2 separate regions of the Homo sapiens genome follow, and region 2 is linked to region 1. The links are chromatin contacts, found by Hi-C or POLR2A ChIA-PET in ENCODE. All regions are on one chromosome and are shown on one strand. Each heading gives the region's core, a stretch centred on a gene start or an enhancer-like site at or near the end of the contact. The rest is flanking DNA. Distances are from core to core; before and after follow the strand shown. Region 1 has its middle 40 kb from the start of LINC02615. Region 2 overlaps LINC02615 (long intergenic non-protein coding RNA 2615).

Evidence for each region. A loop is a pair of places that touch in the nucleus more often than their neighbours do. ChIA-PET counts read pairs that join two places held with the same protein, here RNA polymerase II (POLR2A). Pooled maps may share reads with other maps.
Region 2: a map of prostate gland shows a loop between it and region 1 (7-fold over the local background). The contact joins two enhancer-like sites. A Hi-C loop is called at or near these places in 7 of 168 maps with a recorded cell type or tissue (IMR-90, PC-9, ascending aorta and 4 more) and 14 of 50 pooled maps. POLR2A ChIA-PET finds 5 or more read pairs at or near these places in 1 of 52 experiments (MCF 10A).

The regions. Positions count from the first base shown.
Region 1 is chr4:128,385,857-128,389,849 of GRCh38, reverse strand. No RefSeq gene overlaps it. Among named protein-coding and RNA genes, the nearest start is that of LINC02615, 40 kb to the left of the region's middle. RefSeq lists an enhancer at 981-2,180. Within about 2 kb of position 2,694, at least 27 of the 41 ENCODE cell types and tissues checked have a DNase peak (open chromatin) inside an H3K27ac peak, as active enhancers do.
Region 2 is chr4:128,452,720-128,456,493 of GRCh38, reverse strand. All of the region lies in intron 1 of LINC02615 (long intergenic non-protein coding RNA 2615), which reads right to left. Among named protein-coding and RNA genes, the nearest start is that of LINC02615, 27 kb to the right of the region's middle. Within about 2 kb of position 2,058, at least 5 of the 41 ENCODE cell types and tissues checked have a DNase peak (open chromatin) inside an H3K27ac peak, as active enhancers do.

The sequences.
Region 1 (3,993 bases), core at 1,445-3,944:
GTCTGTCACAGTAGCCAATAAACCATGAGGGCGAAAATATTTGGCTTGAATAACTTAGAATCTGCTCCCTGCCTGCAGCAGAGCTTGGCAGTGAGTCAACAAATCCAGAACAGAATTTCTTTTTCAGGAGCCACAGAGAGTTCATTTACATACACACACACACACACACACACACACACACACACACACACACACACTTCTCTTATAGATATACCCTTTATCAGCAAGGAGACTAATATGGCATTTCTTAGTATATTTCCAAAACTGTGTACATCATTGACAGTCATCAGGACCTATTTGCCAATAAATCAAAAGGTTTTTTGAAGCATTTTTTAAAATTCTACTAAAAAAATGCCACATGTGTTCTGATAATTTCTTCTATCCTCTCCTTTTGTTAAAAGTGAAACAAAAACACAAGGACATAACCAAAATGTTAATAATGGCTATATCTGGGTTGCATGATTACAAGGTAATTTTTTCCTCTTTTTTCTTTGTTGATTATTTGTATTTTCTAATTCATCTTCCATAAACATATATTATTTTTCTAGTATTCAAAATAAGAATAAAAACAGAGTGAGCAAAAGCAAAAAATTTCCAGAGAGCAGTCTTGCTATATTATATGATGTTCCTTCAAATGACACCCCCTTGAACCAACAAGTACCAACGATAATATTCTTGAGAAAGGGCAAGACCACCACAGAAGAGCAAAAGGGATTAAGAACACAGGGGAATCACAGAGATTATTTCACAGTCTTGCAGAAATGCTAAAACCTGCATAGTGACTGTGCTGAGCAAAATGTCACACTGAGAAGGCTCTGTGGGACATCAGCGTCTATCAGGTCCATGAGCAGTAGGACCCCCCAAACAATTGCAGGTCCCAAGCAGGCTTTGCAACTCAGTCAGAATTTTCCTTTTTGCAAAGGTATTCCCAGTATTCACATTGCACATGTGTTTAAGTGCTAATTAATTGGGTGTAAATAGAGGAGAAATCCATGTAATTCAAGCTAATGCTATCTGTGAATGTCATTTTCCAAATTGAAGCCCATTTGGTTCTAGATATCAGCCAGACTACAAAGTAATCATGCACTCCAAAACCTGTCCTGCCCCACTAATGGGAAAACATCCTTAAAAAGCCCATTGAAGAGGCTCACCTGGATTTCAGGTAACATCTTTCTCACCTCCACCTGGTGCCTTTGATATTGAGGAAACCACAATATCAGAAACTCTGATCTTTCCTTTTAAAAACCTTCCCAAGGATTGGCATTCAATTCAGAATCATCAGTTCCTATAAACTACAAGTATTTTACATGCACTGGAGATCACACCAGCTTCAGTTGTCATGTCCCAGGGTCTTTACTGTGCCAGAGGTGACGAGCAACCTCGTGTTGTCTAGTCATTTCAATGTACATGTCATAGCTCAGGCATGTCCCAACCCAAGGCAGCGTGGTGTCAGTGGAAGAAGCTAAGATTCAGGCAAGAGAAGGGCTGGTCCCTAAGGAGGAATGGAGGTTGGGGTGAGAGACCCCAGTCCAATGAGCAGTATTTGAAGTGGAAAAAGCACATTTGGGCTCACATCAGGAGTCATATCTCAGGGGATCCAGTGTCATGAACAAGTGAGGGACAACAGTTGGGCATAGGTAAAAGTTTACCTGCAACCAACCCCCAACCTACATGGCATTTCCAGTAGCTCCATCTCTATCTGAATCATCCACCTGGTATTCAAGTTCATGTAAGCCCTTAACTATCTCCACAGGGTTTGTAATTAGACTCCTCAATCTCAGCCCTGGAGCTCAACAGGCAGCACCCCCTTACACTACATGCCAGCTGTTGTCACGCATTGCAGCTTTTCTCCCAGGCTTCCATATTATGGCTTCATTACATATGGCCACAGGGTGAGGAAAGGGCATCTGACACATATATGAGCCCCACACTATGTGACCTTGGGCAAGTTACTTTTATAAACTTCAGTTTTCTTATCCAGAAAATGGGAGCAATAGAGTTCCTTCATCTTAGGGTTGTTATGGGGATTAAATGAGATAATGAATGCAAAGAATGCCTGCCACGTGGTAAGTACTCAATAAAAACAGGATGGTGGATGGATCTTCTTAACCCTGGCCACATGCCTGGAACCCAACCTACCACAGTGGTTCTCAACCAGGGGTGATTTTGCTGGTTGCATTAACTGAGAGGGGCTGTGGGGCTACTAACCTCTAGTGAGTAGGGGCCAGGGATGCCACTCACCATCCTACAATGCACAGTGCAGCCCCGCAATAAAGAATTATCTTGTCCAAAATGTCAACAGTGCCAAGGCTGAGAAACCCTGTCCTGCTAGTAGCTTCACTTGACTTCCTTCGGCCCATGCTGCTACTGTGTCCCCCACGTTGGAGTGGCTTTGGAGCCCTTCCCAGGACCGGCCCATCCCACTGTCTCCTGAGCTCCCATTTGTGAGACTGTTTGTCAAAAGGCCGCCAGGCTTTAGTGCCCTGACCTGAGTCCATAACAGCAGGAGACAGGCAGAATCACCAGGCCTCTCTGACCAGAGACAGGCAAGAAACTGCCTCCTGCAGGGCTGTGGCAAAGAGCCACGTGAAAACAGGCACAGCAGCCAGTGGAGCGTTCCACCCAAACTGGCTCCACACCAGGCCCAGACCATGAGTCACCACCACATGCTGCCGCCTCTCGCCACGACCTTTCTTTATCCCTTCATTAGCCATAAATCTTCAGGAGCAAAACAGCAGAGAACAGACTGGGAAGGCCCTGGCAGAATATCACACCAGGCAAATGCCCAAATCAAAATTCAGAGTTAAATGCCCGGGCCCTGGATGAATGCCAGTCACGGCAAAGCAAGGCTCCCCCGAGCCATCCCTGCAAACCAGGGAAGTGGACAAACGGAACCTCCACTCTTGCCATAATTTAAATCATGTGACAACACTGGGGCATCCTCTCCAAGAGAAGAAACAGATGTGTTTAGCAATACCCAGATGGCTGGAGACAAACTGAAGAACCTGTGCAATGTTTGCCTCTAATTCATGCTTGCACCAAAAGTCCCCGACTCCTCTAATGTCAAATGGAATTAATATTAAGTCTTTCATGCAGTGTTGTGAGAAACAATTGACACAAGTTATTAAGTGGTGCTTTGACTCAAAATAAAGCAAATTTGGCTTTTTTGTTTTCTGGTTGTTTGCTTCCTTTTTAGAAGCAAACCATAATGCTGGGGAAAAGCCTGGCAGAGGCAGCTCCTCCTACACGGAAACTTTACTCTGCCCAATCTCACTGGAATTGTCTTTTTCAAAGTGTAGTTTCTAAGCACCTGTGTTAGAAGTACCTAGAGAGCCAGAAAACAAGCAGATTCCTGGGCCCTACCAACAACCTACTGAATTGAAATGTTTGTGAATAAGGCTTTGGAAGGTGCCCTTTTAACAAGTTCCCCACTTGAGTTTTATACCCCCTAAAGTTTCAGAACCTTGTAACAGTGAATAAACCCTGGGACAGCCCAGCCACTGCCACTATTTCCAGCAGTAAGAAGACAGACTGGGTCCTTAGCTTGCTTCTTTCCTCTGCCAATGGTACCCCATCTTATGCAAGTGAAGCTTCTGGACAAGACAGGACAGACCCGGAATGACTCATCTGAGCTAAACTGTCCACCCTCACACTGATGTTTATAATACTGACAGCAGCAAATTGCCATTTGTCCTTCTTGGTTTTGTAATTTATGTCAACATTCTCAAAGTTAAAAGAGCCTGAGTGTTTCCCTTTCACAGCTGGATGCTGACGGCTCTGAGCAAACTCCCATCTCCATTGCTTGTTACCAGGGAACTCATGATAAACAAACAGATCTGACCTTAAATCAATCTCTCTTCCCCTCACTCCTCCCCTCACCCACAACAACTTTTTTGAGTATTTAATGTGTGCTCCAGACATTCACATACATTTTTCTTGCAAAAGGTCTTGTGAGGAATTAGCTCCATTTTACAGATGAGGGAACTGAGCCAC
Region 2 (3,774 bases), core at 809-3,308, 67 kb before region 1:
AGCTGCCCGTGGGGCCTGCCTTGTTTTGCCACATGCCCTCAGCATAATAGTGAAAGGACTAGAGGAAGGCCAAGGCCACAGCCAAGAAACTGCAGCATCTGGCAGCTATCTGGCTTTCATACCCCGTGTGCCCCCCTTGCCCTGCTCCAGATGGCTTGGCTGCATCAACCAGGGATGCTGCCAATGCACTGGGCAACAGGTGAGGAGCTCATTGCTGAATATGTCATGGCGCCTAGAAGTAGCACCAAGAGGTAGCACTCGAGAATCTGTCTTTGGATTAAAATGCAAGCTTGAGACCTTATTAAGGAAGACTTGACTATAACAAGGAGACTGGTATCTAACTCAGCCACTCCCCTCCCTCAGCCTAGTCCAAACCAAGCTGCGCTATGCAAAATACATGGCATCATGGTTCAAATGAAGGATCTGTACCTCTTTCCCCAAGTTTCTGGAATCATTGAAGATTGAGTGTAAATTATCACTCTTATGTGTATTCTCCAAGCTTCATGACTGCTTTCTTGTAAAGAAGAAAAGAGGTTCCTTTCTCTCTTCCTAGAGTCTGAGCAACTCACCAGGGTAGTACCCTGACAGCAGGATATCCAGCATCGTTGAGCCTTCCTTTGTATGGGGAAAGGGACAATATGTCAAATTTGGTGTCTACCACATCCACGGTCCTCCTGAAGGGAACAACCATGCCCATAGCCCAGGCTGGGGGACAGCCCTGCACAGGTCTAAAAGTGACTCAAAGGTGGCCAAGCAGAGCCTAACTCATCCCCTGGGAGATGGCCTGGCCTCCAAAGCTCTGTCCAGACAGGAAGAATGCAATTAACTCAGCCAATGAGTCTCTCTTCCCTTCCTCCTTCCCTTCCCCCTCCACACTTCCCTCAAAATTAACCAGGAAATACAGGGAAAATAGTCTCTGAATTGTTAGTGGGACCAGAAGCTAAAAAGATGTACCCAGAGAGCAGGTGCCATGTAGGAAAGCTATGGGACAGAGGGTATGAGGGTGTCAAGGTCAAGACTAAGCTGAAGAAATGAGTTAAGGAAAAGGTACACAGAGTTGAAGGTGAGGCCAAGCAGCCGTAGTGGTGTACACAGAGGCCAAGTCCCTGTGCTGGATAGGATGGGGATAGGCCCACAGCTGAGCTGTGCTGGACCCTAGACTGTTGCTGAGCCCAGCTCCAGCCTCCTGTGGCATTTTGCACACTACTTACCCATGAGAGTCCTGTCTCTAACCCCCAACAGCTGCCAATAACCCCCAACAGCAAGGCTGCCTCAGTGTATTCCAGCTCTTGCCCTCACACTTCCTAGCATGACGAGGGCCAGTTTCCACAGATAGTTGGACAGTGGCCAGGCTAGACCAGCCCTGACACTCCTTCACCCATGTCACCAGATGCTTCTCATATCAGGCACATGACACCTAGCACGTAAGGTTATATTGCTCCTTATTGTTCAGGGTTTGATGCGATCTCAACAGCTATTTGTTGTGTAAAATATTTTTAGCATGAGATTTCTATGTGTATGGGGGACCTGGAGGAACAGTTAGGGAAGAAGAGAATTATCCTAGCAGCCGACTGTGTCACATTCTTGATGATGTGGTCAGTGCCCTGCCCACATACATGCTCAAAAAATAATTGTCAATAATGCCGTCTTCATCCCACCTTCCTGTGTTTATAAAAGACAAGTGCAGAGAATTGAAAATGAGGTCTCAGGGGATCCCAGGCAATTGAAACTCTTCCTTCCTCCCTCAGGGAGTGAATCAGAGAACACGTAAGTGCACTCATGTGGTCTTCATAGAGAGATACTGCACAGGGCAGTAGATTTCAGGGAGGAAAAGAAAAGAAAAACCTTTTCAAGTCCATTTAAAACAATCCATGCAGCTGTTTCCTGAACTCTTCCAGAAGAACTGAAATACAAAACGCTACCTCTTCCCTCCATCACCTCCCCCCCACCTCCGCCCTCCTAACTGGCTTTCAGGTGACGCAATGATGAGACCTCTGCGGTGAGCTCTCATCTGGAGGGATGCAGAAAGCCAACGGAGCATGGGGTGCTGCCACCTCTTGGATGTTCATAGCCAAAGCAAGTCTCTGTCCCAGAAAGGATGTATTTCGGTGATATTATGAAATGTTAACGGGCAATCTGTTCTGAAATAATTGCTCAGTGTGTTGGCCTCCTTTTCCATTTTAGAATTTCAAAGGCATTGCAGGCCGAAAGCAGTGCCAGCCTGTTAGTGGTACCTACACTGATTAAATCCAGCCCATCATAACCACAGCTACACAAAAGCTCTTTTTCCCAATTAATGAAATGCAATTAATGGTATCATTGAAAAACTCCTGCCACTTCAATTTAAAGCTATTTAGAGCTTCAATTTAGAACTGTGTGCATATTTTAGAACATGCTTTTTTTTTTTTTTTTTTTTTTTTTTTAGCTGACACGATTAACAGCACCTAATTTCTGGGATACGCCCAAGTTTCAGTAGGGGAAAAAAAGAATGTTTACCAGAAACATACACAATAATAATGGCCTCCTTTCCCTTCCTTTCCTAAACACACAAACACACACACACACACACACAGAGGCTCACACACGTGCAACCCAGTTCAGTTCCAGTTATTCAACTGTTACAATGTCTCCCTCCCTTGTGGAAAACCTGATAGGTCTATGTTGGAAATATCTAGGGTGCTCTGATGTAGGATACAAATTCCAAGGCCTTTATTGCATGATGGTCCTTTTGAAATATTTATATTGATCGGCCCAGTTCCTGAGAGGAAATAGGTTGTTTCTCTTATTCTCCCAGGTATAGGTCATTTGAGCAGTTGGGCTGTCATTTTTTTAATCTCCACATTTCCCTAAGGATAGTGAGAGGATGATTTAAACGGCAACATTAGCTGCTTTAGGCTAGATTTTCAAAGCTACACCAGGGGAGTTAAAAGCCCAAATCCTGTTATTGTTACAGGATTAATGCACAGAAATCCCAGAATACCACTTTGGAATTGTAGCCAAGGAATATTATTTTAATGTACTATGTGTTATTTTTAGACTCAGATATAGCCCAATTATCAGCTGGTGTATCAAAAATGAGACAAGACAGATAGCTGTCTTGTCTTTAATCCAAAATTCCAATGATGTTTTTGGTGTTTGTGTTTTCTCACCCCTTAGAAATCTGGATATTTGGAGGAAAAAGGTAAAAGATAGAAACTACAGCAGCTACCTCCTACCTGCTTGGTTGCTATAGAGGCTGCTTCTTAGAGTACTGGTTCTATAGAATATTTTAGCACGGTTTTCCCCTCCCCCACCCAGGGGAGGCAGGTGGTAGGAAAAGGAGGTATTGAATCAGGGGTCATCTTGACCATACTGCAAAAAGCTACAAATCAACCACAGCACACTCATGATTTCAAGGCAGCAAGTCAGGGCTCCTTTCTTCAGTTATTTTTATTTCTGCTTTTATACATCTTAGATTGTTGTTCAAAAATAACCAGCTGTAAAAGGTCTTCCAGTTGCTTCCAAGCTGCCCTGTGGACATCAACCAACATTTATTGATTCTCTACATCCCTGCTGTTGGGTTTTATTAAACTGGGCTTGTCTTTCCTTTGGCCCCTGAGTAATTGCATAGGTTGGAGATGGCCAAATCACTGTCTCTCAGCTAACCCTAGTCTGTGAGAACTCCTGCCTTTCTGTTAGTCAAGAACTACTATGCCAGTAGTTCCTCTCACTGACTTCCAAGATTCCAGAGTATCTTCCATTATCTCAAAAGTTATTGTATCATCCTAAAAAGGA